4 separate regions of the Homo sapiens genome follow, and regions 1, 3 and 4 are each linked to region 2. The links are chromatin loops, found by intact Hi-C in ENCODE. Cell type or tissue: Calu3. All regions are shown on one strand. Region 1 overlaps NEO1 (neogenin 1). Region 2 overlaps REC114 (REC114 meiotic recombination protein). Region 3 overlaps CD276 (CD276 molecule). Region 4 overlaps CD276 (CD276 molecule).

Region 1 (8,000 bases), 250 kb before region 2:
CTTGGGTCTATCCTGCTACTTTCCACTCTTCTGAGCCACCCTGCGTGTTAGTAGCCAGTTTTCTGGGGCCATTTGACTACTGACCACATGAGGCTTTGGCCTCTCTCTGGGCTCTCCTTTCTGAGCTGCTCCCTGGATCCAGCCCAGTAACAGTGTTTTCTTTTCCATAGAGCTATGAACCAGATGAGCTGACCAAAGAGATGGCCCACCTGGAAGGACTAATGAAGGACCTAAACGCTATCACAACAGCATGACGACCTTCACCAGGACCTGACTTCAAACCTGAGTCTGGAAGTCTTGGAACTTACCCTTGAAAACAAGGAATTGTACAGAGTACGAGAGGACAGCACTTGAGAACACAGAATGAGCCAGCAGACTGGCCAGCGCCTCTGTGTAGGGCTGGCTCCAGGCATGGCCACCTGCCTTCCCCTGGTCAGCCTGGAAGAAGCCTGTGTCGAGGCAGCTTCCCTTTGCCTGCTGATATTCTGCAGGACTGGGCACCATGGGCCAAAATTTTGTGTCCAGGGAAGAGGCGAGAAGTGCAACCTGCATTTCACTTTGTGGTCAGGCCGTGTCTTTGTGCTGTGACTGCATCACCTTTATGGAGTGTAGACATTGGCATTTATGTACAATTTTATTTGTGTCTTATTTTATTTTACCTTCAAAAACAAAAACGCCATCCAAAACCAAGGAAGTCCTTGGTGTTCTCCACAAGTGGTTGACATTTGACTGCTTGTTCCAATTATGTATGGAAAGTCTTTGACAGTGTGGGTCGTTCCTGGGGTTGGCTTGTTTTTTGGTTTCATTTTTATTTTTTAATTCTGAGTCATTGCATCCTCTACCAGCTGTTAATCCATCACTCTGAGGGGGAGGAAATGTTGCATTGCTGTTTGTAAGCTTTTTTTATTATTTTTTTATTATAATTATTAAAGGCCTGACTCTTTCCTCTCATCACTGTGAGATTACAGATCTATTTGAATTGAATGAAATGTAACATTGAAAAGACTTGTTTGTTGCTTTCTGTGCAGTTTCAGTATTGGGGCGGGTGGGGGGCTGGGGGTTGGTAATAGGAAATGGAGGGGCTGCTGAGGTCCTGTGAATGTTTCTGTCATTGTACTTTCTTCCAGAAGCCTGCAGAGAATGGAAGCATCTTCTTTATTGTCCTTTCCTGGCATGTCCATCCTTATTGTCACTACGTTGCAACTGGAGTTTGATTTGGATCTGGTTTTAAAATTCTTCTGTGCAATAGATGGGTTTGAGGATTTAGCGGCCCTGATGTCTTGGTCATAGCCTGGTAAGAATGTCCATGCTGAGGAGCCAGATGTTGTATTTCTAACTGCCTGAGTCACACAGAATAGGGTAAGAGCCTGACCCCATTCTGTAAATCAGAAAGCAAGGATGGAGACCCTTTCCTGCTGCTATTATTGGCTCTCTTTGAGGAAGTTGGAGGTTAAGGAAGGAACTTGTTTGTTTCCGTATACGACTCCTTCTTCTCTCTAGTTCAGTCTTCAGCCAGTCCAGCGCTCTCTTCCACACTTCAGAGCCCCTTCAGAGAAAGCATTAGCAGGAATGAGACAAGGCAGAGCTGCAGTGCCCCCTGAGGCTTCCACACATCTTTCTGAATATTATTTTTCAAGTAACAAGGGCAGGGACAGCGGAAACAGCTGCCCACCCCCCCCATCCCAGCAGCTCAGCTAAGCCCTGATGAGAATGAAGCCACAGGAGTTGTCTGAGGTGAACCCAGCCGCTCAGCCACACATGGAAGCCATTGCCTTTGCACATAGTTCTTGGGTTCTTTTTCCTAAAAAGGTAAGGAGCTGAGGTGTGTGGTTTTTTAATATTAAGAATATATAATGGAAAACACACGACTGACGCTCAGGCATCTTCCCCTACTCCCCAACAGATCCCCAGAAGACAGCGTGGAAGGCAGTGTAGACAGTAAATCGGGCTTCAGTTCTATAGCCAAGAAGAGATCAGCTGCTGAAACCACCAGTGGGTACCCCAGGCCACCTGCCTTTGAACTTGGGGATTTGCCATGTTTGATCTTGTCACATACTTGCTTTTTTACAAGATGAACTCTTTGTATTTATGATTTGGGGGGCAATGAAAGGTGCAATGCAGGAACTGCTGCTGCCGAGCTCGCTGGTCACATGGGGGTGCCAGGCGGGATTCTGGAAAACCAGTGCACTTAAACTGATCCTGAAGAGAGCTGTCCCAGCACTCTGGCCACCAGGAGGGCCAGATTCCCCAGAAACTACCTTTTGCCCAAAGAACATGCTCAGTATTTGGGGCATTTCCTCCCACAAACCCTGACTGCTTCTGTTACCTCAGGGCCTTGGTACCTGGATACTGCCACAGAATTGGGGCGGGTGGGGGAGGGGCCTATTTTTAAATAAAATAACTGTTCAAAGTTGGGGGTTTTTTAAAAAATTAAGAAAAAGGAAAGCTATTCTGTATTGCACCTTTTCACAATTTAATACATTTTCTTACATTTTCCTGTGATTTTCGAAACTAAACCATTGTGTGTCCTGTAGTGTCCTGGTTGAGCTGCCGCTCAGCAGCTTCCTCGGGGGGATTTGGAACACCTGTGTCTGTCGCCGCACTGCCTGTGGGAGGGGCCCAGAGGGCTGCTGGGACTGGCGTCTGTACACACTTGTTTGGCCTTTTCTGTAGTTGATGCTGTAAACTCTATGGCTTTTTAAAAACGATTTCATGTTTTTATTTAGTATTGGAAATCCAATACACTTTTTTAATCCAATCAAACTCTGGTCTGGTCAAAGAGTTATTTTCCTTTGTCCTTAAAAAAAAAAAATAACAACAACTTTGGGGCCCCCTGCTTCCCAGCCTCTAACTGACTTCACGGTTGCCTTCACAACTGTAAAGCCAGTAGTCTATGAGGAGACTCAGGGAAGGGTGGCAGGTGAGCCAGGAGGCTGCAGGAGGTGTTTGGACCGTCCACCAGTACCAAAAATGAGTCTTGTCCCTGTTCCCATCCCCCTGTTGCTGCCCTGCAGGGACTGAGCAGCCTGAGGAATCAGAGGGGGCCCCTGGCAGCCGTCCCTGAATGGAGTGCAGGCCATGTCCCTGCCGCGGCAGCGCATTCTGTTAGGGCAGACTGACTGTCCACGTGGGGCCTGGCCTCCCCACTCCCAGCCCCACCACTCATAGGGACCTGAAGCTGGAGCAGATGTCTCCTGGGATGCCCGCTTGCCCCAGGCTGCCTCACCTTACTGTGTTCACTGTGTAAGATTCCTCGTGGTGTCCCAGAGTCTGGGCCAGGGAATAGGGGACCTCAGCAGCCAGAGGCCTGAGCTTGCAATAATAGAATGAGGGCTAAACACAGAGCACAGTGTCCTCACTGCTCCCTTTGCCCCACTGTTCATCTGCTCTGTGGCTAGAGTGTACTTTAGGAAGCCCAAATCCCGTCCTTCCCATTAGCCACACTCCACTGGGCTCAGGATGAAGTCCATGCTCCCATAGCTGCAGGTTGGTGCTTGTCTGCCACAGCCTCCAGGTCCAGACTAATGTTGCCTTGTGTACCAGGGGTGTGGCCACAGAAAGCTACCAGTGAGGCCATTCTCAGTCTGCCTGGAGTGTCCTCTTTACTGCCATTCTGTCTTAAGTGCCGGGCGTCTGCTGCTACTATCCCTCCTGTGCGTCCCTAGGTGGAGCTCTTGGCACATATTACCATGATTTGTTTGAGTCTTTTCCTGGGCCCTGTGGGCTCAGTGGGGACAAGATTATTTCTCACTCCTTTCTGAATGTCTAATGCCAGGGGCAGTTTCTGACAATAGCAGATGCTTGTCTCTTGGATGGATAGACAAACAGTCACGAGGACTCATGCCCTGGAGCGTGCTGAAAGGCTTCACACACGCGCACAAGAAGCCCCCTCCTGGCAGGGATCCTAGTAGGTCCCCAGTGTTCTGGTGCTAGAACACTCCCATTTCAGCAGCCATGGCCGTTTGGCCTCCTGGGGTAAACGTGAAAGATGAAAGATGACAGTCATGAGAAACGATGCTGGACTGGGCCCAGTGGCTCACGCCTGTAATCCCAGCACTTTGGGAGGCAGAGGCAGGCGGATCACCTGAGATCAGGAGTTCTTGACCAGCCTGGCCAACATAGTGAAACTCTGTCTCTACTAAAAATACAAAAATTAGCCAGGCATGGTGGCGGGCGCCTATAATCCCAGCTACTTGGGAGGCTGAGGCAGGAGAATCGTTTGAACCTGGGAGACGGACGTTGCAGTGAGCAGAGACCATGCCATTGCACTCCAGCCTGGGCAAGAGTGAAACTCCATCTCAAAAAAAAAAAAAAAAAAGAAAAAGAAACAATGGTGCTGCCTCATGACCAACTTCAAGCTGGGAACTAACACAAGAATATCTTGCAGATTTGTTCTAAGATGAGCATATGGACAAGGGTGTATACGAAGAAGAAACACCTCTTCCCCTACCCCATTCCTGCCCCATCCATCAACCTCTCCCAATTGCAGCCACCTTCCTGCCAGAAGTGGGGAGAACCATCAGGAGAGACTGGAGACAAGCAATAAGCAAGCCATCAAATTGATGATGACAGGGCCATGGGCAGGGATTGGAGAACCAGGGAGCCAAGAGGAACCACTGCTAACCACAGACAGAACCCCAGACAGCAGGTACCCGATTCTTAACCTAGGGTTCCCAGCTACCAAAGGAGGGAGTTCACCAGGGGTGCAGGAGGAAGAGGTAGGAGACAGTAGTTGAGAGAAAATAATACTTGTTTTTAATAATCTTGTAAATGTACATAATGTTGGAAAAGTGCTACTTAAAACTACCACTACCCTCTAAGCATGGTGGATGATATTCATCTCAAGACACCCTTTTCCTCAATTAGGAACTTGGTTTGTAAAATGAAAGGGACCTAAAGCTGAGCTCCAAAAGGTTGGTGGGAGTACCTGCTGCACTATAGCACAAGAATAATTCGGGATTTCCTGAAATAATTAGGGGTGGAGGGGACACGCAACCGGTATAATCAACAAGATGGTGCAAGAATGAGGGGCTCTGTGGGAAAGCACCCCAGTGGGAACTGGCTGGCCTCAAGGTGTTCAAAGACCTTTCTTAAATGGGAAGATCTTTTTGTTTGTTTGTTTGTTTTGTTGTTTTTGAGTCAGAGTCTCACTCTGTCACCCAGGCTGGAGTGCAATGGCGTGATCTCGGCTCACTGCAACCTCCGATTCCCAGGTTCAAGCGATTCTCCAGCCTCAGCCTCCAGAGTAGCTGGGACTACAGGCACCCGCCACCATGCCCAGCTAATTTTTGTATTTTTTAGTAGAGACAGGGTTTCACCATATTGAACAGGCTGGTCTCGAACTCCTGACCTCGTGATCCACCTGCCTCGGCCTCCCAAAATTCTGGGATTACAAGCGTGGACCACCGCGCCCGGCCAAATGAGAAGATCTTGCCCTATTTGCACTTCTATGGAGTGAACCCCCTCCAGCTCCCCAAATCTCATGTAACATCTGCTGTGTGCACATGGCCTTGAATGTGTTACTGGACACTCCCCCAGTGAAGAAAACAGCATCTGGGCCAACATGGCGGTGGGCAGGCCATGAGTCTGGCATGGCACGGGTGACCCATGAATGGAATTGGTTCGCTAGAAGCAGGAGCTGAGGGCCAGAAGTGACCATAAGAATCTAAACCTGAGAACTCTCAGAAGTCCAGGGGGCAAAGGGGGACACAGGTCAAGAAATGTGGGTTCCAATCAGCCTAATCCAGATTTTAAGAGGCAGACTGACCTCAGCTTGTGTCTGAGTTGCCATCAGTTTACAATTTCTCCCTCCTCGGGGTCCTGGAGCAAAGCCTCATCACCCTGTTACTAGGTGTCAGCCCCTTGCTAATGGGGTCTGCCTTCTGTGGACCCGGTTGCCCAAAGGAGAAATCTGGGAGCCATTCTAAATTCTTCCCTCAACACCACAGCACATTGCTCAGCAAATCCTGCCAGCTCTTACCTCTCAGAGGTCCCCCAGAGTAGCTCTTTGCTGTCTGGTAGGCAAACTACTAATTAAGCCCCCTGCCTGAGTCTCACCAGCAATCAGGGAGCGATCCTCCACACAAGTGTTCAGGTGCTGCTTCTAACGCAAATCTGATGCTTCCCCGCTGCTCAGCACTGTGCGATGAGAGCTCCAGCACCTGCCCTACGGTAGAGACTCCAGTGTGGCCCTGTCTGCCTCGTCCCTTTTATTTCCCACTAACCTGCCCCTTCACCCGAATTTGGCCCTAACCATTGACAGCAATTTACACTTGCAGAATAAGCCGTGATGTCTGGCCTCTACTGTTTCCTCTGCCTCAATTTCTCTCTATCCCCTACCCTGACCACTGGCTTTCTCTGTCTGGTCATATCTATTCATCTTTGAAGGCCCAGCCTAACCATCCAGTCCCCTGATCATTCTTGTTCACGTTTCTGTCTCCGCCAATACACTGTGACCTCGCTAAGGAAAGCAGCTGTGCTTGGATTCTCCACCCGAGCACCCAGCACACCATAGGTCTTCACTAAATGAACTTGCCTCGTGAGGCAGATGGACTTGAAATCAGGTAACTAATACATCATGGCCCGGTACTGAGGGAATTTAACAAAGCCCTAATTCCTCCTAGGAGCATATACTTAAGGTTTTGCAGAGGAACTAAGGCTGAGCTGAGCCTAGGGTGTAATGTGAGGCTTATCTTTCTGGAGGAAGGAGGAGGCCACTGCAGAGCTGTGGAGCTGCCTGCTTCACGTGGCCATCAGTACAGATCCCAGCCATCCCATGTCACTCCTGTGCTCAGCCTCCTGTCACTGCATTCAGTGCAGAGGCCCCAGCAGGCCAGTGCAAAGGCTATGGAGGGTGCACAGGTCTGGCTAGCTGGCTTTCGGGGAGAGAGGGAGCTGGTCCCCCAGATTCCTGGAACACTGCAAGGGCAATACTGGGCCCAGTCAAGCTAAGTTTGGCTGGCCAGATACCACAGCTTGGGGTCAGTTCTAGTGAGACAAGAATAAAGTGGTTCCTTTTGTAAACTCAAAACCCAGGTCTTGCCGAGAATTCTGGGCAGCTCATGGCTTTCTGGAGAGGAAAGAGCCAGGATTTACTTTTGAAGGCAAAATTATGGATCAGGCTCCTGCAGACAAAGTTGCCCATGATACGTAAGGAGAATCAGCCAATGAACATTCTAGACTAACACACAGAAGGGAAATTGACTGTAACCAAAGCCAGAGAGATCTCAGTGTGGGCAGGTGGGATGAGAGAAGGAATATTTGCGGCCAGTCAGAAAAGGGTCTTCCTCACCCAAAAAGCTGGAAATCTTCAATTGTTTCCAAAGATACTTCTGAAGGCCCACTATATGCCAGGCACTGAGGATGCAAAATGAGTACGAGAGTACTCATGAGATGGTAATTTCATGAAAAGAACATGAAAAGTGCTAAGAGACCCAAACAAAGTGATCTGGTAAAGTAAAGAAGGAATTTCCAACCCTAACTGGAGAGTTGCGTGTCACGAAGTAGGTGACACTGAGAATGATGGACGAATTCACCAAAGAAAGGAGTTTCTTCCAGCATTGCTTGAACTAATCTAAAAAGCAGGAAAAATTCCAACACTGGATAAATTACAACAGAAAATGCTTTTCAGTGATTTGCTCCAAAGACAGTAAGGGATGTCCGTAACAGGAACAGAAAATCTGACCCAAGTGGTAGATGAAAAAAGAGGTTGGGGTTTCCTCAGGGAAAAGCCTAATACTAAGAACCAGAGGGAAGCCTGACTGACGCTTATCAAAAAATAAGTAAATGAGTGATCATCATCTTCCCTGAGAATTTGTTGAGAATTTTGTGTCTATATTCATAAGAGATATTGGTCTGTAGTTTTTTTTGAAGGGGGGAGTGTTGTACTTTTTGAGTGGAGGGGTCTGGCTTTGGTATCAGTATAATACTAGCCTCATAGAATAAGGGAAGTGTTCCCTCCTTGTCTATTTTTTGGAAGAGTTTGAAGGATTGCTATTAAT
Region 2 (8,000 bases):
AAGCTGGGGTCCGTCCACTGCATGTAGGCTGCCATGGTAACAGCACCGGGCCCACCCTCCAGCACCTGGTCCTGAATCCTAGGCTGGGCCTCTAACAACAGAGGAATGCCCCAGTGTCTGACAGGAAGAAGCACTAACAGCCTGCCAACTGCTGAGGAACATCAAATAGAGGTCAGGAGCCGCAAATTTAAACTCAGTACTTCTGCTGTGGTAACTCAAGTAACCCTCCGTTTAAACCAGGACAGACCTATGCTGACAACCATTTTTATCACTCTTAGTGGTATTTTCTTTCTTTGAACATGAATGCATATTTCTGCTCTTTAATGGCCTTTGGTATTTAAGATTACATTCAGCTAGTCTCCTTATTGCATGTTGTTTTATTCCAGTCCCACCAGCACTCAGAACAACAGCAAGTGTGTGTAACAGCGGGCACAGGCGCTCCAGACGGAAGGACCTCACTGACGCAGTTAGCTCAGGTAGAGCTTATTTCTGTGTTCAATTTTCTTGTCATGAGAAGCAGTGACCCCTAAGAATTTGTATCCCTTTGTTCAATTCTTTGTTTTAGGAGAGAAACTTCTAAAGCATTACTCTAAAAGGTGATAGAGACAGAGACGGGCCATTTTCATCTACCCCTTGCAGAGTTAAGTTTTATTACAGTAAGTTGTGAGGTGAGACATGATGGCTGCAGGCACATAGTCAAGATCTACCCTCCTAAGGAAATAAAACGGGGAAAAGTGGTTGAATGTCCAATATAGAAAATTTAATCACCACTTTCCCAAAAAAGAATAAATGGAGGACTCCATTGTAATTATGGAAATGAAATTTGGGAACTATTTTAAGACAAATATCAAAATGAATGTGGATTCAGATCTACAACAATTTCTATATGGGTAGATTGTTAGTACTCAGCTAAGGATGTGAAACCCAGGAGGATTCAGCTGTTAACTCAGACTTGCTTTCAGACAGCCCCTTGCCCCCTGCTGCAAAACCTCTTCATTCAAAACTATGGTTGTGTGACGTCCACTCTCCTGGGAGCTCTGCAAGGACTTTGTCTCCCCCTCACTGCATTCCTCATTGCAGGTGTTCAAGCCAGCAGCTTCTGCTTGCCACAGAATTCTGTGTGAAGTTCATCAATCTTCAAGTATGATTTTTTTTTTTTTTTTTGAGGCAGGGTCTCACCATGCCTCAGCACCCAGCAGGCTGGAGTGCAGTGGTGCGATCTTGGCTCACTGCAACCTCTGTCTCCTGGGTTCAAGTGATTTTCCTGCCTTAGCCTCCTGAGTAGCTGGGATTACAGGCGTGTGCCACCACGCCCAGCTAATTTTTGTATTTTTAGTAGAGTCAGGATTTCACTGTGTTGGCCAGGCTGGTCTTGAACCCCAGACCTCAAGTGATTCCCCCACCTTGGGCTCCCAAATTGCTAGGATTACAGGTGTTAGCCACTATGCCCGGCCACATTTTCTTTTAATCCCTCCACTAAACTGTACTATCAGTAGTTTAAAAAAAAAAAAAAAAAAAGAAAAAAAGGGTTTTCTCCATCTGGCTTGCCACTAACTCAAAATAAATGGACAATCATATAGAATAAAAAACTCAAGAGGTAGGAAGACTAAGAATTCATGTTTATTTCTTTTAATAAACCCCTAACTATGAAAAAAATTATTTGTCCAGCAGCAGGACTAATGCCCATATTTGCATTGGGGTTAGGGGCTAACTGAATCAGAGAAGCTGAGGAAAACAGAGCTGCAATAAAACAATAAGCAAGGCAGGGTGTGATGTCCTTATTTAGGAAATATCAATTGCTAGAAAAGGCATACCTTTGCCCAGTTTATTTACGTAGTATGGAAGAACCATATACAAATGAGAAAAAGCATGAAGCTTGGAGCTCAGATACATTACTTACTTGCTCTTATCTTTTGGACATGTCATTCTATGTAAGTTGGTAAAACCTTTTGGAAGGCAATTTAGCAGTACATATCAAATTTAATATTATGTTAGCTATAATTTCATTTCAACTACACAAATATACATATGTTCATCACAATGCTTAAGAAATTGGAAACAACATAAATGTTCATTTAATAGGATATTAAGTGAGGTATAACCACAGATGGGATAGAAATGCAATTAATACAAGGGATGTAGGCTGCACATGGTGGCTCACACCTGTAGTCCCAAGCACTTTGGGGGGCTGAGGCAGGAGGATCATTTAAGGCCAGGAGTTCAAGACTAGCCTGGCCTAACATCATATTGAGACCCCCATCTCTAAAAATAAACAAAACAAGTGCTGTATATCCCAAGTAAGTTTCTGTTACAGAGAGTTCCTGGAGAAATACCAGTTATGTACTTACACACTAAAACATGCTATCCACGTAAAGAATAAAACCACCTACCTCACAGAATTAATGTGAGGAGTCAATAAGATGACCAAGTCAATGCACCAAAGTAAGTGGACCACACAGAACTGGAGCCCATCATCGTCATGTGGGACTGTGGATCCGGTGTTGCCAGATCTTCCAAATTGTCAAGATTTTTATTTGAACTCTCCTAATATTTAAACGTTGACAACTTATTCAACTGGTTTTAAAACACTGCAGGTTACCAAAGAAAACATACAGATGACAAATAAGCATGTGAAAAGATGCTCAACATTATTAGTCATTAGGCAAATGCAAATTAAGACCACGATGAGACATCCTGCAAACTTATTAGAATGCCTAAATTAAAAACAAAAAGAAAAACTGACAATACCAAACCCTGGATGGGTGAGCAACTACAACTCTCATCTACACTGCTAGTGGAATGTAAATGGGACAGCCACTATAGATGACAGTTTGGCAGTTTCTTACAAAGTTAAATATACACTCACCACATGACTCAATCCTAGGTATTTACTGAAGTGAAATGAAAACCTGTGTTCACACAAAAACCTGTAAGGGAATGTTTATAGCATCTTTATTCATAATTGCAAAAAAATAAAACCCAAATGTCCTTCAACTGGAGCACAGATAACCAAACTGTGGCACATCCATGCAATGTAATACTTATTCAGCAATAAAAATGAATTACTGCTATACTCAACATCATGGATTAATCCCAAATGTATTCATTATGCTAAGTGTAAGAAGCCAGATTCAACAACGTATTATGATTTCATTTATATGACATTCTGGAAAAGGCAAAACTATATGGAGAAGAGATCAGTAGTTATTAAGGGTTAAGGGTTTGACGGTAATGGTTAGCACAAGGGTCACATAAAGGAATTTTTTTGGGAAGTGAAAGAAATGTTCTGTATTTTGATTGTGGTGACAGTTACACGACTATTTGTCAAAACTCACAGATGGCCAGAAAAAGATGCGTGTGAACTAATGTCCTTTGGGAGTCTGTGGCCTCTTTCTTACATTCAGAATGCAGCTAGCACATAGTAGGCTGCTCACATCCACTCTGCCACCTATGCTGTGGCGAAGATGAACTGAGCTAGTGGAGCTCATTCATTGATAGCATTGATAGGTTTGTTTTCAATCCACAGGTTATCAGCACAGTATTCTTCATTAAAGTAGAATCTCAACTTTGCAAACATTTCATCAGTACATTTGAAATTCTTTCCTTAGGGCAACAAGATTATCTCACATGCTATGTGTATTCAGAATACATATTAATATACAAAATTGTAAATGTAACAGTAAAACTATGTAAAGGAAGCCTGTAAAGCTAATTAACACTAATTTTTTTGGTGTGTATTTCGCTAATCTTTCCTTAAAGCACTATTTGCCTGTGTTCTATTAGCCAGGTATTGCTTTTACCTGTAATCTGTAACGACTTTTCTGGTATCCCTGCAGACTCTTCTGGCATCGGAGGAGCTGCCCCATGTCTATGAACAATCTGCATGGGGTGCAGAAGAGTTAGGCCCCTTCCTACGTTTGTGCCTTATGGATCAGAATTTCCCAGCATTTGTGGAAGAGGTAGAAAAGGAACTGAAAAAGCTGGCGGGTTTGAGAAATTAATGCTCTATATACATATATAACTAAGGAACTTCAAAGTATTGAAAAATGCTTCCTCCTAAAATTAAAGAAGATATTAGAATAAAGAGTATTATCCAAACACCTTTTATCAATGTTTTATTTTTAAAAACAGGTGAATCCACTTTTTTATACATCATTGCACTTCAATAATTACACAAAACACACAAGTACATGCATCTACAATTACGCACCGCATGAGAACCGTTAGGTTATAAAATCTATCATCAACCAGTAAATCAATGTGAAAAAATACAGTGTCAAACCAAAAAGTATAACTATAGTTGCATAGAATATTACCATGCTATAACATTTCAAGGTCATTGGAAACAAAAGAAAAATTATAAAAGTTTGCCTTGATTGAATGAATGTACAAGAATAAGGTTCAACACATCAGTGCAAAAGGATTTATGAATTTACATGACTTAACAGAAGAAAAGATAATCACTTAAAAAGCAATCATACGTATATACTGCAATTCATTATACCCATTCAGTGGACTGTTCCAGCTTATTAAAGTCACAGGTTAAGCCCTTAAAATTATAGATTTCAGTTTATATTACTCATCTTTATGTACCAGAACTGCACAATTTCCTCATCTGACAACATACAATAAGGAATGAATATCAGCAGCTTAAAAATGAAACAAGCATTTACTTTATTTTGGATTTCTCCCACCCCCAAAAATATAAATATATATATATATATATTTATATACTGTATATATCTGTAGGTTTTGCTGTACTTTACAAAAGTGTATCACTAGATGGCAGCAGTGCATTTTAGAGCTTTGCCAATTTAACAGCTGCATTAAGTAAAAAATGGCGCATGCATGATCTGATCCTCAGAGGACCTTTTCACTTCTATTTAAATATTTTAACAAAGGAAAAAAAAAAGCAACATTCACAGCACATCAAGCCCAAAATAGTTTACACCTTCTACACTGAAGCATTGTTTAAAATGTACCTGGCTAGATCACCCTTACAGGAGAGGCTAAATAAGGCATGCTTTAGACAGTCATTGTGGTGTTGCTCACTTGAAAGGGGAGAGAACCAAAGAGGTCCAAGCAGAAAATTTTAGCAGGTCATGTTGCCACCAGTTTCAGGAACCTAAAGATCTGTAAAGAAATATGTATTTGGAAATTATAAAGGGATTATGCACTGTCACTCACAACTACACCGTGTGCCACACAAAACTTTGGTTCAAACAGCACGCTCAGGGATGTGGTGTGAAATTCTGATCTCCATATGCCTAACAAGATGACATTCTGGCCCTGCTGCTACCTGGCCATTCTTGTCTTGCCCCCAGACGTGAGGTAAGACTAGTAGGCCTCTGGGAATAAGCCACCTAAGAAGGTGACAATTTTCACCTCTTTGTAAAGATATAATAGTAGTGAAAAGTGTTGATTTTAAAATATGTCTTCTGAAATGGCATTTATATAAACATGTGACACAATGCACCTGATGGCGGGGCACACTGGCTCATGCCTGTAATCCCAGCACTTCTGGGAGGCTGAGGCAGGCGGATCACTTGAGGTCAGGAGTTCAAGACCACCCTGGCCAACATGATGAAACCCCGTCTCTACTAAAAATACAAAATTTAGCTGGGCATGGTGGTGGGCAGCTGTAATCCCAGCTACTTAGGAGGCTGGGGCAGGAGAATTGCTTGAACCCGGGAGGCGGAGGTTGCAGTGAGCCGAGATCACACCACTGCACTCCAGCTTGGGCAATAGAGTGAGACTCCATCTTAAAAAATCCAAACAACAACAAAAAACAACGCAGCTGAAAAATGTTCCTTTCCAGTCCCTAAACTGGGCAGACAGAACTGGCTTCATCAGTATCAGCTGCTCTGAAATGAACTAAAATATCTTATAACACCAATTACTGAAGAATTTGTAACAAGGTCAATAGAGGCACATTCATTTGAATATAATTTTTAAGACTGCTACAGAAGGCCATACTTACATTGTAAGCAGTACTTAATTTGTGTTTCTCTGGCGCAAGTTTTTATCTTTGTGATTGTTGGTAGAGTTGGTTTTCCTTTGGAGGAAAAATTGCATTACATGAGTTAAACTCAGTCAATAACTTTTCAAAGTATAACACATGGAAATACAGGGACTCTTTCACTTACTGCCATCCCTGGTGTAGTGAGAAATTTTGTGGCACAATATGAGTGCATAAAAAAACATTCCTTAAGTAGCTACAGGTTAAGTATCCCTCATCTGAAATGCTTGGGATCAGAAATGTTTCAGATTTTGAATTTTTTTAGATTTTGGAATATCTGCATTATACTTACCAGTTCAGCATCCCTAATCTGAAAATCCAAAATTCAAAATGCTCCAATGAGCATTTCCTTTGAGCCTCATGTGAGCACACAAAAAAAACTTCAGATTTTGGAGCATTTCAGATTATGGATTTTGGTAGTAGGTAGACTCAACCTGTATATACCTCATTTTATCCTCCTTTTGACCCCCAAGGCAGACGAGTACTTTCCCTTCGAATCCGGAACTATAATTACGATACAGGTGAGAATATGTAAAACTTTTCTCCACTGAACACAACACCACTGTCCCTTCTTGATAAAAGGTAATCATAAGCTGGCAGTGCTGGGCCCTCTGGTACTTAACAAATTTGGGTGCTGTTTGTCTGCTTCTCACTCTTTAGTCCAACTCTAGGAGATTCTGCCGATCTTAGATTGATTCCATACCTGCAGTACCCTCTCTCTTGGATACGAGCAATTGTTAATGGGGCTAGACAGTTTATCCAGGCTATAGTTCAGCCTCAAATTGCATTACATGAGTTAAACTCGGTCAGTAACAACTTTTGAAAGTATAACACATGGAAATACAGGGACCCTTTTACTACCATCCCTGGTGTAGTGAGAAATTTTGTGGCACAATATGAGTGCATAAAAAAACATTCCTTAAGTAGCTACAGGTTGAGTATTCCTCATCTGAAATGCTTGGGATCAGAAACGTTTTAACATTGACAAAACCGGGAGCCTCAGATATACTGGCCATTTCCCCCACATTTTAAGTATATCAAATACACAAAATTTGAAAAAAAAAAAAGTTTTTTGCATGGTATTCCACTTTGTATGGCCACTGGAAAACAAGACTGCATAACCTATCCTGAGAATCAAGTGGTTTTTAGTCAGATCTGTGTCAAGCTAAGAAATCTACACTGCAACCTTCATTTCCACTCACTGTCTTCCCCTCCAATCTTAGCTACTCCATTTGATTAAACTGCAAACACAACATCATTCAATCAGATACTGTTGAATCAATGTCCAATAAAGTACTTACATTGGTCCAGCTGGTTCATCATCTACATGGTGTTCAGTTTTTTAAAAATCCATGAGAGATAAGAGAAGAAAGGAGAAAACTGTTAGATTCTGCATAAGGATTAACAGAATAGCAAACTGCAAGTGGCAATCATGGCTACTCACAGCATTTATTAAAGGCCATTCCATCTGGAGGTGCAAAACACTCATGGAGTTATTATTTCTAGATTCAAGTTTAAATGGCAGGTATGTTGTTTCAATGGTTTTAGTTAACACTTTGAATGCTTGTCATGAAAAACTGCAACTGTAGCGGACAGATAGGCTGCAACATTGTTATACTCATCTTGTCCCCAAGTTCCAGTGGTTCACTCTTAAATAGATGAGAAGACAAACCAACATTTCAGTTGTAAAATCCTGCTGTTTGTTTTCTTGTGGTGAATGCATGCAGTTTTGGCTCAATCCTGCAATGTGAATGGATGTGTACCATCTGTACATTTAGCCACACATCCTCACTTCCCCAAAGGGCACTCTGTTTTTCTTGCTGTTTTGTAATCTTTAGAAGAGTCTTTAGTCTGGAGAATGAGATTGAGAAGAGGCAATCACAATAGTTCAACCTAAATTGGGTCAGCCATGCTGGGCTATGCCAGCAACAAGTGTATGTATACCAGAGGATGTTCTGTGACACACCGAGGAAAGCTGAAC
Region 3 (8,000 bases), 130 kb after region 2:
CAGGGAAAGAGGAAAAATGGCAAGGAGGATGACGTTACTGCCCATGAGCTTATCCTCTGAGTGGGTGGCGACTTCTCATTGTCCTTTTCCCACATCCCCAGGGCAGGAGTGTTAGGGAAGTCCACCAGCAAAAGGGGGAGGGCACACCCAGGGCCTAGGGGAGGGGGAGAGGGGTGAGGACTGGTCCACATGATTTTTGAGAAATTGCCTTTGGTCTTGTTGGCTCAGAATGGACCCCACACCTGGAAGGGGGCCACGTGTACAGTTATGCAACCCTTGCCTGCCACCCCCAGTTCTACCGCCCTTGCAGTGTGCCAGATAGGAGCATTGGGTTTTCAGGTTTGGGAGTGGGTAGGGTTGTGCTGGAGGCTAAATAGACATTATCTCATGTAATCCTCATAGTAATCCTATGAGGTAGGGTATCATTAACACCATTGTACAGTTGGGGAAACTGAGGCCCAGAAAGGGTAAGTCACATGCCCAAAGACACACAGCCGGCAAATGGTGGAGCTGGGCTGTTGTCTGCTTCCAGAACTGGCTTTTTCTGCTGCTCTGGAGGTAGGCACAGGTTTTACCCCTCTTTCTGGAGCCCGGTAAGATGTGCCAAGGGTCTCCTTAGTAAGTCAGGGAAGACTCATCTGGGGAACCAGAGAAGGGGCAGGCCTGACCTGGGTGACCCAGTGACTAGTGGCCTTCACAGCATAGTCAGGGCCTTTGCTGAGAGTTCTTCTCTTCCAGAGCCCTGGACTTTATCATGCTGGGGCTTCCAGGAGTTCCCCCTCCACCCTCCAGTTCTGACCAGTGCTCCCAGCCAGCTGCCCCCTTTCTCCCTTTCTTTCTCTTTGTGGTCCAGAGAATGAATGCCTGCTCCACACACCTTATGCCATTGGGAATCTGACCTTCTCTAGGCATAGGGAGCTTAATCTGCGGGAAGTGGAGTGAGAAGCATTTCTTGCTGGGAGCCTTGGAGCAGGGAGAGATACTGTCTCTGGGAGGCAGGGGTCCCAAGTTACCCTAGAGGCAATGCAGGCTCCTAGGAACTGGGGCTGCCTTGTGGGAGACATTGGAATGTGTCCCTGTGGGAATGCTCTGTGCTAGGGGCTATGGCAGCAGGACGGTAGGAGCTCATGGTACTTGGAACTGTGACCAAGCATCTGCGAAGAGGAAGGGGCCCAGGACCACTAGAATGAGTCAGAGCCAGAGATGGAGTCGAGTTGTGCATTTGCTACTTTGGAGCTGGGGCACTGATAGGGCTCTAGGTGAAAAGTAGGGATACAGAAGGAGTAATGGTCCCAGAGGCCCAGATGTGTGGCCTGACAGAGGAGGTCTTGGCCAGGGAGAGTGGGGTAGGGGCAAAGTGTTCGCTCAGTGCAGAGGCCCCATCTAGGAGGCCTTGTCCCCATGCTTGCGGCAATAATAACAGCAATAATAATAATTATTACTGCAGTTTTGGTACTGGGCACTTTCCTAAGTCCTCTCTCTCTATTGTCTTATTTTATTCTCACAGCAGCCCTGTGGGGTAGGGATTGTTACCCCCATTTTAGAGATTTGGAATTGGGTCTCAAATAGGTTAAGTCATTTAAACTTGGTCATGTGTTCAGCAAGGCATCGGTGTCAGGATTGAAACCCAAGGCTGCTGGCTTCTGAGCTCATGCTGTACCCTGGGCAGGCAAGGCAGCCTGGTGATTCCATTCAATAAGTGAGGAAGAGAGATAGGAGCATCAGCTGGCTCTTAGTCACTTCTGCTGGTGGCTGATAATTGAGTGTGGGCCCTTGGCCAGCCGGCCACCACTCTGGGTCCAGATTTCCATCTGTACAATGGGCCTGGAGCTAGGCGCTGGACCAGGTGTACCGTAAGAGGCCTTCTAGCTCTGAGGACTGGTGGAGATTGCTACACTCCGAGAGGGGTCTGGTGCTTAGATGGAGAGGGGTCGGCAGAGTTGTTCTGCTAAGCTGAGCCTCTTTCAGGGTAGAAACCAAAGGAATTTGGAGGCAAGGAGGCATTTAGGCAGATCACATCTGGAGAAAATGCACCCTTCCTTGAGTGCAGTCTGGAAAGGCTTCTGGAAAGGATAGGATTTCCAGATATGTTTAGGTGGGCACCTAGCAGGACTCAGCAGATATTGAGTGAATGCAGATGTGTGTGCCCTGGGCCTGCCAGTGTCTGACCCGAAATCTGCGCTCTGATGTGGTCTCATGTGCTCTCATCCCTTTCCTTCCTCTCCCTATTCTCCTTGTTGCCATCCCTTCTTTTGGCTGGACCTCCTCTGGGCCCAATGTAGCTTTCACTTTTTTCAGGGCTCTGTGCCTCCTGTGTGTGTGTGTGTGTGTGTGTGTGTGTGTGTGTGTGTGTACACATTTCCACATGCATGTATAGGTCAGTTTTGCAGCCCCTGCACATGCCTCTAGTTCCAGGGAGACCTTAGCCCTGCTTTGCTGGCCAGCCCTGATGACATACTACTGTCCTGACTCACACAGAAATCGCTTGGAGAGGAAGAACTGATTCCTGCTCTTGGGTGGGATCACGGGACTGGGGAGTGGTGCCCAGTGGACAGCCTTGAACATAAAAGGCCCAAACTGACTCAGATTATCAGGAAAAAGGAAGGCAAACAGGGAGGCTGTTCCCAGGGAACTCTAGGGACCCTCCCATCTCTTTTCTGAGGCTGCTGCCCATTTATAGAGCACCTAGTATTAACTAGGTCAGTTTTGATAATTTTGCTCATTGAGTCCTATAATCATCCTATGAGGGTAAGGTTTATAATCCCCATTTTACAAATGAGCAAACTGAGGCTCAGAGAGGATATTTTCATAAAGTTTCATTACTAGGAAGTGACAGAGTCTGGATTTGAACCTGTCTCTCCAACTCCAAAGTCATCTTCTTAAACACTAGTGCTAACTTCTTCCATGAAGCTTCTTGTGATTACACCAGCCCAACATGCGATATGGTCACAGCATGGGATGGTGGTCAGGACCCTTTGATGGTTGAGGAGATGAAGACCCAGAAAGGCAAGGGGTTTGGCCTAGGGAGCCTGGCAAGTGAGTGACAGAGCCTGGTCTAAAGTCCAGGATATCTCTGTTGTTGCTGTTTTCCTTTTTTCGTTAATTGCAAAAGAATTTACATGTTCATAGTTAAAAACAGAGAAGTGTATCAAGTAGAAAACAGTAGCAAACTCTCACCCTTATTCTGACACTCCAGAGTTGCATTCACTCTCAGGCATCCAGATCCTTTCCCCATATACAAACATCCATCCATCCATATATCTATCCATCTCTCTATCTAAACACACATGCATTCATTCGTTCACTCATTGAATCGTGCATTGAGAACCCATTATGTGCCAAGCCATTGCTAGAATTAAGGATGCAATAGTTAAATAAAGCAGATGTGGTTCCTTCTCAGGGAGGTTCTCATATATCATGAAGAAAACAGACTGGGTGCAATGAATGACAGGGTCCTTCTTAGAGTGGCAGATCTCTTACCTGGCTTTTCTGTCAAGGTGACCCTCAGAATATGGAGGTGTTACCTTTTATCTTAGTCCATGTTTTACTGCTATAACAGAATACCACAGCCTGGGTAATATATAAAGAAAAAAAGGTTATTTGGCTTGTAGTTCTGGAGACTGGGAAGTCCAAGGGCATGGTGCTGGCATCTGGCGAGGGCCTTCTTGCTGCATTATCCTATTGTGGAAGGGCATGTGAGCGTGCAGTACAGACAGTATGGGGGCAGCACTTACGCTTTTATCAGGAGCCCACTTTTCCTGTGATAACAGCATTAATCTCTTCACTTCTTACAGGCCCCACCTCTTAATACTGTTACAGTGGCAATTAAATTTCAACATGAGTCTTAAAGCACCCATGTCATCTAGGAAGAAGAAACTGTATTTGCAGCAACACTGTGAGGTAGGAAAGGGAGTCCTATGTTGTAGGAACTGGAAGCAGCCCACTGTGGTGAGGGGCAAGTAGGAAGAGGTGAGGCTGGGCAGGTGGGCAGGGCCAGGGCAGATGGGGCTCTGTAGGCTATGGAGGAGCTGCGATCTTATCACAAGGAAAGTGAACAGCCCTATGATTAACTATTGAAGGCAGTGATATAATTTATGCTTTTATATTAATAGCAATTATTCTGGCTGTTGTATAGAGTATAGATTGGAGAACAGAATTGGGTGGGGGAACTAGAGAAGGTGAACAGACTGGTGAAGAGGCTTTTATAGTTATCCAGGCAAGAGATGATGGTGACTTGGAAGACCAGGAAGAGAAGCAGGGGTAGAGAGAAATGGAGATAGTGAAGATATAGCAGACATATTTGAGGAGTCCTTCAGTTACAGATAATAGAAAACTAGCTCAAGCACATTTAAGAAAAAAAAAAAAGACTTGTTTAAGTACCTAGGCAGTCTATGTGTGCAGCTTGCTTCAGGAATAGGGGCTTAAATGATGGTTTTAGGGCTCTATATCCTTCTAGCTTCCATCTCTGCCTCTGTTCATTTGTTTGGATCAATTCTTTAGATTGTTGGTAGCAGACACATTTATTGCTAACAGTCCCAGACCGTATCCTTCTTAGTAATCTCAACAAGAAAGAGTCTTTTTTGATGGCTGCAGCAGCAAGGCTCTGGGGAAGTCTCTGATTGGGTGTGGCTTGGCTTACAGCTCATTCTCGAACTAATCACTGAGTGGGGGCAGGGCAGGTTTCTCCATGAGCCAGGTCTTGTAACATGCCCAGGCCCTAGGCTGGGAGGACAGCTCCACCAGTACAGCATGGACTGGGCTCCCTGCAGGAGTGCGGAGCCTTGCTACCAGAAGGGGCCAGCATAGACCAAGAGAAGGGCACTGTAGAATAAAGGACATGGAGCAAAATAACTGTGTTAAGACTAGCTACCAAAGACGGAGACGATCTGCTCGGCATTGAATTTGCCTCTTTGTCAAGGAAAGAAGGAGCAGAAGATGTTAAGAAGGAATTGAAGTTTAGGCCATACGGGGAGGTGCTCATCTGTTTTAACTGTATTTGTCTTCTGGCCCCTGGGATTGCCTGTCCTGGTGTGGGGTGAACTTGGAGACAGAATCTCTGAGAAGCTGTCAGGGATATTTCAGGCCAGTCTAGGGTAGAAGAGGGTTGGACACGTGGGTCACAGTATTCCACAGTTTCCTGCTGTGCACAGATTCAATCCGAGTCCCCATCTACGTCCCTCACTACCTCCCTTGCCTCCTCTCCTGAGTCTCAGCCTCTCCTGGAGTCCCATCTTCCCAGAATATGCTGTGGACATCTCCTCTTCTGTGACTTTTCATGCTGTCCCCTCCGCCAGATAGCCGAGATGTCTCCTCCTCTGTGCAGTCCTTACTGAGCCTCCCCAGCCCCCAGTGAATGGCTTGACCCTTTCATCCAGGTTTAAGCCTACTGCCTCGTCCATTCCCACAATACCTTGTATAAATGTGTACCAAAAAACTGGTCATATTCTATTTTAATGATATATTTGTTTCCTAAACCTTTTTTCTATTTTTAATATGAAAATGTGGGATTTTAAATATGCCATTTAGCAGCTCTGTAATCTTGAGCAAGTTATTAAATCTCTCCATCCCTGAATTTACTCCTCGGTGAAATAGGATAATAATAGTACCTACTTCACAGAATTGTTGGGAAGCTTAAATGAGTTAATATGTGTAAAAGCATTTAGAACAGAGCCTGGTGCATGGCTTTCAACAAAACTGGCCTATGTTATTATTATTTGATAAAAGCAAAATAATATATATAACATGGGTAACTTTTGAAGCATAATAATAAACATACCTCCCAACTTGAGAATGAGAACCCCTGTAGTTGAATATTTATATGTACGATTCTTCATCTCCATTCATATTGCATGCATGGCCAATGCCTGGCATGTGGATCATGAATAAGCATTTGTTGAATGAATAAATGAACAAATGCCAGAAGACTTGAGACAGGGAAATAACCAGTTTTATGGGGAAGATGGTAGATTATGGGAACAACAGATCGATAATCTTGTTCTTAATCCTTGACAAAGTCCTGGAACCAATGAGCACTTGAAGAAGAGCCCACTAGTAGGCACTTGCATGGCTTCACTGGGGTTTTGAAAATGCACTTCTTTTCTTGTTCTTCTCCAGTTGATTGGTCCCCAGCCAGAAGCAGTGAAGCTTCTCATGACAGCCCTGGGGATGAGATGGGTAGATGGGAGCTGGGTAGCAGCACAGGTAGGAACACTCCTAACCCCGGTGTACTGAATGGTGGATGGACATTGATCATCCAGGGACAGATGGTGCTGTGGGCTTTCCTATTCCTGTCCTCTCCCTGAGGACCTTGATGACACCCAGACACCAGCAGAGAGAGGAGAGTAACCTTTTCAGATGATATTCATTCATTCTTTTTTTAATCCACCAACAAATTATTGAGCATTGTCTATGCACCAGAACAGTCAAAAGAGTACTTCAAAAGATCACGACAGGGTTACACAGCATTGTAAATATAGTTAATGCTGCCGACTTATACACTTAAACCTGGATAAAATGGCCAACTTCATGTTATATATATTTTACAACAATGAAAAAAATGTTGTGGCAGTTGGAGGAATGGACTCAGTTTAACTGGGTGAAATGGAATAGTAACAAATGAAATATCCTGTAAAACTCCTCCCCATTCTGAACTCCATCAGAAGAGGATGGCAGAGGTGTGGATTAGCAGCAATGAGTGTGAGTGACTTCTGATGGTTGGCTACAGATTTGATAGTCTGTTATTTTGGGTTATTTTGGTGAATGGTGTGACATGGCTGCTCAATGGTGACTTCGTCAAGGAAGATCAAATACTTGCAGGGCTTTGATAAGGAAGGGGGCAGACTCATTCTGTGTGGTCCAAGGGGTCACATGAGGACTGTTGTGGGCTGTATTGGGAGACAAATTTGGGCTAAGTATAAGGTAGAGCTTCTCACCGATGAACGCTGTCCAAAAGCAAGTGGATAGCCCATGCAGGCCATGGGTGCCCATCACGGGAGGGCAAACAGAGATTGTGTGTATGCGGTGGGTGGGGGGAGGGGCAGGGAAAGGTTCCCTGTTCTGATACTTGATCATTAATTTCTGCAGTTTCCCCAGAATTTGTTCTCATGGCATCATCTCCCTCAGTGACCCCACCTTTGGTTCTGTCACCACCACTGCACGAATGACTGCCATGTCCCTCTGTTCTGAGCTGCAGCTCAGTGTGTCTGGGAGTCCATAGGACATTTTGGTGTGGATGATCCATAGTCGAGCTCAGTAGGAACTGATCTTCCCCCTCCACGTGCTTCATCTCCAGGTCTCCTTGTTATGTGTGTCCATGTTTGCCCATTGCTCAAGCCTTCAGTGCCCTCTTGACACCTTCAGCCCCTCCCTCAATACAAACAGTCCCCAAGCCTGGTCACTTCTACCCTTGACATTTGTCCAAAGCTGGGCTCAGGCATCACTCGGTGACTCTGATGAGATAGTCTCCTGTTCGTATTTTGAGATACCTATTTTAGATGTGGTTTCCTTTTGTGGCTCTGAGCAGTGGCAATGCTCATCGGGTACGGAGACGGGGAAGAGAAGGAGGGAAAGTAAGGGTGGGATGGCTCCTTAGTTAGTTCAGATGCTGTAAGAAAGGCCCAAAATAGCAATGACTTATGCTGGAAGAGATGTTTATTTCTCACCCATGTGACCATCTGGGTATATCCAGGGCTGATACTACAGTCCCTCAGGGTTCTTCTGTCTGCTGCTCTGCCGTCCTCAGGGTGTTGCCTTTGGCAGTATGATCGCCACACACACCACATCTATGTTCCAGCCAGTGGGAAGGGGGAGGGGAAAGGGAGGGGAGGGCATGCTTCTCTCTTTCAGGGCATGACCCAGAAGCTGTACACATCAGTGTACACATTGCATGGCCACACTCAGCTGCAAGTAAGGCTGGGATCTGCAGTCGTTAGCTGAGTGGCCGTGTGCCTAACTAAAAATGCTATGGAAGAAGGGGAGAGCTGGGTGTGCTGGCAGCACCT
Region 4 (8,000 bases), 140 kb after region 2:
CATCTCTTGGGAGCCTCCCTGTGGCCCTGCTTCTGCAGGGTTGGATGCCCTTGCTGTACCTTAGGCTGAGGACAGCCTGACCCCTCTCTCCTGCTGCTCTGTGAAAGCCGAAGGTGCTCTGTGGTTTTGGGATAGAGCAGGAAGGAGAAGGACGAGGAGTGGGCACTGGCAGGTGACTCACCGGGACGGGTGGCACATGCTGACTCCAGGGCAGGTCCCGGCTGGGGATGAGATTCCCCTTTGTGGAAAACATGGGTGGAGGGGGTGGTACGCAGGCAGCATGAGGCCTGCGTGGCTCCACGTGGCTCTGGGTCCCGGGCCGACCAGCTCTGTGTTCACAGGACACTCTCCCATTCTCCAGGGAGCACTTCCTTTCTGAGCTCTGTCTCTTTCTCCTGTCCTCAGCTCCTCCAGGCCCAGCTGTCAGCGTAGGGGTCTCTGGGTGCCGTGGACTCTTCTGGTCTCTTTGCTTCTGGGCTGTCAAACTGCTTCTCTCCAGGGCAGGTTTCCAGGATCCAGAGTCTAGGAAAGGAATGAAAGGGAGCAAGTCCAGGGCGCAGCCCTGGAAGTCCCTCATCTTCCCTCTGGAGGGAAGCGCAGCTCGGCCCTGGGAGAGCCTGGGTAGGTCTGATCAGGGGAGGTGCCCTCTGCTCCCTGTACCTGCCCAGAGTGGCAGGAATTAGCCTGATATATGAAGGAGACAATTATATGAAGAGTCTTGAGTACCAGGCAGAGGAATGGGGTCTGACTTCTATAGTGAATGGGGAGCCATGGGAAGTTCTTGAGCAGGGGAGGGACATGAGCAGATTCCTGTCTTAGGTCCTAAGAGAAGGCACCTTAGAGAATGGGGCTGGCAGGGAAAGAGAGGAGCAAGCAGGGCCAGTGAGGGGGGTGATGGGTCAGGGTGGGAGATGGAAGCTTGAGAAGCAGTGTGGAGAGTGAGGGAGGCGGCCCAGGAAGAACCCACAGGCCTTGGTTCTGTCTGGGGTTAAAGAGAGGCAGGGAGATGTGGAATCTGGGCGTTCGTTCATCCTTAGCCCTGGTGCTTCCCGCAGGGGTTGGGCAGGTCCTGCAGGCAGCTGCCTGCTGGATCTTCCTGTGGGCCTCAGGGTGGCCCTTGTGGGGCAGGATGTGGTGCCTGCCAAAGGTGCTTTATGAATGGAGCCGGGGAAGGCTGCTGACTCAGCAGGCAGTAAGGCTTTGAGGCCGGAAGCGTCTGGAAAGGAAGTGGCTGCTCAGGGCTTCCCCACTGTAGACAGCTGGGAGAGAAGGGGGGCTGGCCAGGATGCACATGGTTTGGCTGAGGGACTCCCTTGGCCCAGCTGCTGGGGGTGTGTGTGTGTAGGAGTGGAGGGTGGCGGGGGGCGGGTGTGCCTGGCTGGGATTGGAAGGATTGAGGCTGGGCGCCTGGAATGGAATTGAGGCTAGCAGCTGTTGATGAGGTTTGCTCCGTGGAAGGGTGGAAAGGTGTAGCAGAATTGGACTCTTTTTGGCTGTGCTGACTGGCAAATTACTTGACATTAACAAAGTCACTTATCTGGGCTTTAATTTTTTTTTTTTTTTTTTTGAGACAGAGTCTTGCAGTATCGCCCAGACTGGAGTACAGTGGCGCGATTTCCACTCACTACAACCTCCGCCTCCTGGGTTCAAGCAATTCTCCTGCCTCAGCCTCCTGAGTAGCTGGTATTACAGGCCTGAGCCACCACGCCCAGCTAATGTTTATATTTTTAGTAGACACAGGGTTTCACCATGTTGGTCAGGCTGGTCTCAAACTCCTGACCTCGTGATCCACCCACCTCGGCCTCCCAAAGTGCTGGGATTACAGGCATGAGCCACCACACCCAGCCATGGGCTTTAATTTTTTAAAGTCCTGCAAAAATAGGACCAAGTGTTACAGCCTATCTCCCAGGGTATTAGGAGGACGTGAAATCATTTCTATTCTTGTTGATCAGTGTTGGTTGGCATAGATGTGGCTTGATCAGGACATGGCACAAATGTTTAGGCAGCAGCTGTGGGACTCAGGGACAAGGTGTGTGCAGCCTGGAGGGTGGCTGGGATTGGGAGCAGGGCTGGATTTAGGGATGTCTGCCCTTCTCATCCCCAGCTCAGGCCTGACCTGCAGCCACAGACTTGCCTCTTACTCAGTCCTGACTCCAGCCTTGAGGTCATCCCCAAGTCCTTGCCTCTTCCACTTCTGATCTGTCTTGGTCACTCAATACAGATGTGTTAAGCTAGCAAATGTTCTCTCTCTGCATTCCCACACTCATACACCTAGTCGCCTCCTAAAACTCTGTCCTAGAAGCTTCTTTGCAAATACTGCTGATTTCACACAAGCTATACTGAACCCTTCCATTTTCTCTGCCTCAGTGAATGCTCCACCCTGTCACTGAGGCTCAAAACCACGGCCAACCTGACTGCTCTTTCTCTCTACCCAAGTCCTCAGATACTGTCACTTTTACCCAGACATGCTTTGTCTCCTGTCTGGCCCTTCATTTATTCCACCACTATACCTTCCTACAGGGATGGCTATATTAGCCTCTTTTTTTATTTTTATTTTTTGAGATCGAGTCTGGCTCTGTCACCCAGTCTGGAGTGCAGTGGTGCAATCTTGGCTTACTGCAACCTCTGCCTCCTGGGTTCTAGCAATTCTCCTGCCTCACCCTCCCAAGTAGCTGGGATTACAGGTGCCCACCACCATGCCCAGCTAATTATTTGTATTTTTAGTAGAGATGGGGTTTCACCATGTTGTTCAAACCGGTCACAAACTCCTGACTTCAAGTGATTCGCCTGCCTCAGCCTCCCAAAGTGCTGGGATTACAGGCATGAGCCACTGCACTCAGCCTGAAATAGCCTCTTAACTGGCCTCTCCCTTGCCCTGATACAATCCAGTCTATGCTGAGGAGCTAGAGTGGGTTTTAAACATTGTTACCTAGATTATGTGTGATTAAAATGCTCCCCAGTGATTCCCATTACTCATAGAAAAACCCAAATTCCTCACTGGTCTCTCAAAGCCCTGCTTGATCTGGCTGAAACATACCCTCCCATCAGATAGCGGGTGGAGGTGCTGTCAGATTAATCTTCATGAAGCTCAGCTCTGACCGTGTATTTCCCTTATTCAGGAAGCTTCAGTGGCTCTCAACTGCCTTTAGGATACATTTCACACCTGTCAGCCCATCTCTAAGTCTGGCCCCCACAGGAGCTCCTGCTCTGCCCTACCAGCTACTGTCTGCCAAATTGATCTGCACACATCCTAGCCCCAGAGCAAGCCAACCTTGCCTTCACTTGCCGCCTTGCCTCCTCTTCCTTATATTTGGATACTAACATCTTAGCTGAAAGGGTGGATCCCAGCTGCCCCCTACCCCATCTTCCCTGTCAGGCCTCCCCAGGGACTCCCTGCCAAGCATCTGTCACCAAGATTCCTCAGCAGGGGGCCCGGTGGGATATGGGAATGAGGACCTCCCAGTGGGCAGTTGCAGCCTTCCCCACTCTGGTCCAGGAGAGATGAGGCAAGAGATGGTCTGGGGAGAACCTTTGGAGACAAAGGCCTTGCGTCCTCTTTCTCCCAGGCAGGGGCAGCCTTCCACCACGGGGAGCCCAGCTGTCAGCCGCCTCACAGGAAGATGCTGCGTCGGCGGGGCAGCCCTGGCATGGGTGTGCATGTGGGTGCAGCCCTGGGAGCACTGTGGTTCTGCCTCACAGGTGAGGGTAGCAGCATGGGGACGGGAGGGGAGGGACAGTGATTGTGGCAGTTGGGGAGGGGGTGCCCACGCCTGTTAGGGGTCCTGCCAAGCCAGCTCTGGCTAGCAGGGCCATACCTTACTTCCACCTGTGGGATCCAGTAGGCAACTCACGTTACTGTTCTTAGCCTCCATTTCCTTGTCTGTAAAATGGGAACATGAGTGCTAAATGAGATCGTGCTATTTCTTGAATACACTGTGTGCGCCCCCTCCCAGGACCTTTCCACTTGCTCTTTCCTCTGCCTGGAACTTTCTGCCCCTAAACGTCTGCATGACTGGATCCCATATTTTGTGGAGGTCTTTGCTCAATGTCACCTCCTCTCAAGGCTCTCCTAGCTCCCTTGTATAAAATAGCACACCTCCGCTCCTCCCTCCCTATCCCTGGCCTCCCTGCGTTATTCTGCCTAGATTCGCCCCCACCTGGCGTTTGCTTGCTTCCTCCCTGTTCAAAGAGCAGGGTCCATCTCAGGGCCAGAGCGGCTGTTGCATAGTAGGTGCCCAATAACTGTGTAGAATAAACGATGTGACTCTCCCCACACGGTGCTTGGCACACAGGAAGCACTCAATAATAATAGCTACTTTAATAACAATATCCTCATCACATTTCAAATTCTCATCAGCATCTCTGCTCTGAGACGGCTTCCTCCGTGGGGAAGACAAAGCTGAGGGTCTGGCGCCATCTTGTGGCCATAAAGAAGTGCCTGTCTCTACCCACGGCTGCTCTGATTTCTCTAGAGCAAGAAAGGGTTTTGTCTGGGTGACTTACCAGGTTTCATTCCCCCAAATGTCCCCTCCAAGGGGCACCCTGGTTCGACTGACAGGGCATGAGAACTGGCCTGGGGCACCAGGGGTTTCAGCAAGAGATCCAAGGCTAGCTTAAGAACTTTAGAGATCTCTAGGTACTGCAAAGATTATGATACTGAGTATGATTCACAATAAAAATAATAACCATAAAGTCAATGTTATTTTTCTAAATGCAGGAAACCTTTAATGAGTGCTGTATTCAATTAGCATTGTTTCAAGGTTGATCTTCCCACATTTTGAGTGTGCCTGCTTTGCTAGTGCTCGAAGCACACAATCTAACCATTACCGGAGAATGGTAGTGCCAGGGTGGGGGGGTTCGCTTCCCCTCCTCCCCTCCTCCTCCTCCTCTTTTTTTTTTTTTGAGATGGGGTCTTGCTCTGTTGCCAAGGATGGAGTGCAGTGGCGCGATCTCGGCTCACTGCAACCTCCACCTCCCAGGTTCAAGCAATTCTCCTGCCTCAGCCTCCTGAGTAGCTGGGATTACAGGTGTGTTCCACCACCCCTGGCTATTTTTTAGTAGAGGTGGGGTTTCACCATATCTGCTAGGCTGGTCTCGAACGCCTGACCTCAGGTGATCCACCTGCCTCGGCCTCCCATGCCGGGCCTTTTCCCCTCACTTCTGACTCATCAGCAAGTCCTGTTGATTCCCTCCTAAATAAACCTTGAATCTGATCCCTCTCTTCTTCTCTACTACCACCCTTTGAAGCCACACCACCCTCACCTCTTACAGGGACAGCTGAAACCGCCCCTAACTGGCCTCCCCCTTGCCCTGCCACAGTCCAGTCTCCACAGAGGAGCTAGAGTGAGTTTTAAGCATTGCTACTCAGATTATGCGTGATTAAAACACTCCCCAGTGATTCCCATTACTCATAGAAAAAGTTAGATTCCTCACTGGTCTCTTCAAGTCATCTTTGGTCTGGGTGGGACATGCCCTCCCATCAGATGTGTCTGCCACACTGGACGCTCCCCGATATTTTCACACAGCAAGGCCAGTCTTGCCTCAGGGCCTTCCACCTGCTGTTTCCTCTACGGGGTTCTCTGTATGTCAGCTCTTTTTCATTCCCTATAAATTTCAGCTTAATTGCTTTAAAGAGCATGTGCCTCACCACCATATTTAAAGGTACGGGTATTCTTTCTTGTATAAAAACAAATCGTGTTTCGTTAGGAAAAGAAAAAAAAAGAAAAAAAGAAAAAGCACTTGTGATTCTCTCTCCTCCAGAGAAACCACTATTGACATTTTTGGTGGATACTTTTTTGGACTCCCCAATTTATAACATTACTTACGCTCATGGGGAAATGCACATGGTGCAGGCAGGTGTAAAGTACCTGCCAGATTTTTGAAAAGCTGTTGCTTTACTTACTAACCTGCTGGCTCCTTTTCCTCACATACCTTAGTCACATGCTGACGAGAATCTGTGTGCCCATTTGTCTCTCTCTCCCATTAAAATGTAAGTTCTGTGGGGATGTGACCGTAGTATTGCTCTCTGTTGCATTTCTGACTTTTATGCTTGGCACCTGTAGGTGCTGACTATATTCTTGACTGAATGAGGTCCTAAGACAATAAATTACTTTGGGTCTCAGGCCTAAAAGGAGGGGTGGACAGGGCCTGGGGTTAGCAGGGGCAGGGAGCGGGACTAGGGAGGCCCACCCCTCCTCAGTCCCCCTTATATGTTCTCCACTCCCCCTACCCCCAGGAGCCCTGGAGGTCCAGGTCCCTGAAGACCCAGTGGTGGCACTGGTGGGCACCGATGCCACCCTGTGCTGCTCCTTCTCCCCTGAGCCTGGCTTCAGCCTGGCACAGCTCAACCTCATCTGGCAGCTGACAGATACCAAACAGCTGGTGCACAGCTTTGCTGAGGGCCAGGACCAGGGCAGCGCCTATGCCAACCGCACGGCCCTCTTCCCGGACCTGCTGGCACAGGGCAACGCATCCCTGAGGCTGCAGCGCGTGCGTGTGGCGGACGAGGGCAGCTTCACCTGCTTCGTGAGCATCCGGGATTTCGGCAGCGCTGCCGTCAGCCTGCAGGTGGCCGGTGAGCACCAGGAGGGGGACGCCTTCCCCTTAGTTCACCCTCCATTCCCCCTGCAGCCCACCCCCTGCTGCACCACTGCTCCCAGAACCCCAGTGCTGATTCCTGTACTCAGCCCCATGCATCCTTTTCGTCCTCTGCCATTGCCCTGCCCTTGACCCCTGCCCTCTGTCACCTCCAGCTCCCTACTCGAAGCCCAGCATGACCCTGGAGCCCAACAAGGACCTGCGGCCAGGGGACACGGTGACCATCACGTGCTCCAGCTACCAGGGCTACCCTGAGGCTGAGGTGTTCTGGCAGGATGGGCAGGGTGTGCCCCTGACTGGCAACGTGACCACGTCGCAGATGGCCAACGAGCAGGGCTTGTTTGATGTGCACAGCATCCTGCGGGTGGTGCTGGGTGCAAATGGCACCTACAGCTGCCTGGTGCGCAACCCCGTGCTGCAGCAGGATGCGCACAGCTCTGTCACCATCACACCCCAGAGAAGCCCCACAGGTTGCTTTGCTTAAATGTCCCCTTGGGGGAGGGGGGTTCTGCTTCTGTCGGCAGGGGTTGGGAGCTCCGAATCTGGCCCCACCTTCAATCTCCCAGAACAGCAAGTTGCCTCCTAATGATAGGGAGAAAGATAACGGGGAGGTGGGGATGTTCACTGGAGGGGTTGGGGGCGGAGAAATCACAGGCCTTCTTAAGGCTCTCCTGACTTCAAGGCTCTGGAAGCCTCTGGGAAGAATGGAGCCACATCTGGGTCAGCAGAGGGGTGGGCGAAGGAAAGGAGTCCTGATGGCAGGATTCACCAGGGCTGGAGCTGGTGAGAGTCACCTGCCCCAGGCCTGGCCCTGGGATTGGTCTGGTCAGGCCAAGACCCACCTGCTGTGATTGTTCTCAGAAGATTGGGGAGACTCCATATCTGAGAGTCCTCAGACTTAATCTGCTTTTGCATCTAAGAAGAAAATAGGAAGATGGAACAGGGTCTGGGAATTGATGGGGGAAGAGTTTGGGGGACTCGGGTGGTAGCCTAGAGAGTCCCATTTCTCCTCACCACCCTGCCCCTCTGACCCCGCCCCCAGGAGCCGTGGAGGTCCAGGTCCCTGAGGACCCGGTGGTGGCCCTAGTGGGCACCGATGCCACCCTGCGCTGCTCCTTCTCCCCCGAGCCTGGCTTCAGCCTGGCACAGCTCAACCTCATCTGGCAGCTGACAGACACCAAACAGCTGGTGCACAGTTTCACCGAAGGCCGGGACCAGGGCAGCGCCTATGCCAACCGCACGGCCCTCTTCCCGGACCTGCTGGCACAAGGCAATGCATCCCTGAGGCTGCAGCGCGTGCGTGTGGCGGACGAGGGCAGCTTCACCTGCTTCGTGAGCATCCGGGATTTCGGCAGCGCTGCCGTCAGCCTGCAGGTGGCCGGTGAGCACCAGGAGGGCGACGC

What was found. A loop is a pair of places that touch in the nucleus more often than their neighbours do. Peaks named below come from ENCODE experiments on the same cell type or tissue, not always from the same donor. Only the 100,000 strongest peaks of a DNase experiment are listed, where the experiment ranks them.
Region 1: it touches region 2 in a loop (8-fold over the local background); 21 of 110 quality-filtered maps call a loop at or near these places.
Region 3: it touches region 2 in a loop (5-fold over the local background); 84 of 110 quality-filtered maps call a loop at or near these places.
Region 4: it touches region 2 in a loop (14-fold over the local background); 86 of 110 quality-filtered maps call a loop at or near these places.

What each region holds. Positions count from the first base shown.
Region 1 is chr15:73,302,443-73,310,442 of GRCh38, forward strand. It overlaps NEO1 (neogenin 1), which reads left to right. Exons shown (of 29, transcript NM_002499.4): 29 at 171-2,763. The coding sequence ends at 254. Among named protein-coding and RNA genes, the nearest start is that of MIR12135, 6.5 kb to the left of the region's middle. In Calu3, a CTCF peak has its summit at 3,697; a DNase peak (open chromatin) is centred at 3,669.
Region 2 is chr15:73,555,916-73,563,915 of GRCh38, forward strand. It overlaps REC114 (REC114 meiotic recombination protein), which reads left to right. Exons shown (of 6, transcript NM_001042367.2): 5 at 387-476; 6 at 3,837-4,098. The coding sequence ends at 4,001. It overlaps NPTN (neuroplastin), which reads right to left. Exons shown (of 9, transcript NM_012428.4): 7 at 7,321-7,342; 8 at 5,981-6,055; 9 at 4,099-5,133. The coding sequence ends at 5,995. Among named protein-coding and RNA genes, the nearest start is that of NPTN-IT1, 9.6 kb to the right of the region's middle. In Calu3, no CTCF peak of the experiment used is centred here; a DNase peak (open chromatin) is centred at 4,806.
Region 3 is chr15:73,686,877-73,694,876 of GRCh38, forward strand. The region is part of intron 1 of CD276 (CD276 molecule); the gene reads left to right. Among named protein-coding and RNA genes, the nearest start is that of CD276, 6.5 kb to the left of the region's middle. In Calu3, no CTCF peak of the experiment used is centred here; a DNase peak (open chromatin) is centred at 4,681.
Region 4 is chr15:73,696,020-73,704,019 of GRCh38, forward strand. CD276 (CD276 molecule) reads left to right here. Exons shown (of 10, transcript NM_001024736.2): 2 at 3,567-3,699; 3 at 6,236-6,574; 4 at 6,753-7,067; 5 at 7,640-7,978. The coding sequence starts at 3,621. Among named protein-coding and RNA genes, the nearest start is that of CD276, 16 kb to the left of the region's middle. RefSeq lists enhancers at 74-585, 586-1,098, 1,029-1,323, 1,099-1,609, 5,987-6,708 and a silencer at 4,386-4,435. In Calu3, CTCF peaks have their summits at 4,414 (motif pointing left) and 6,574; a DNase peak (open chromatin) is centred at 4,412.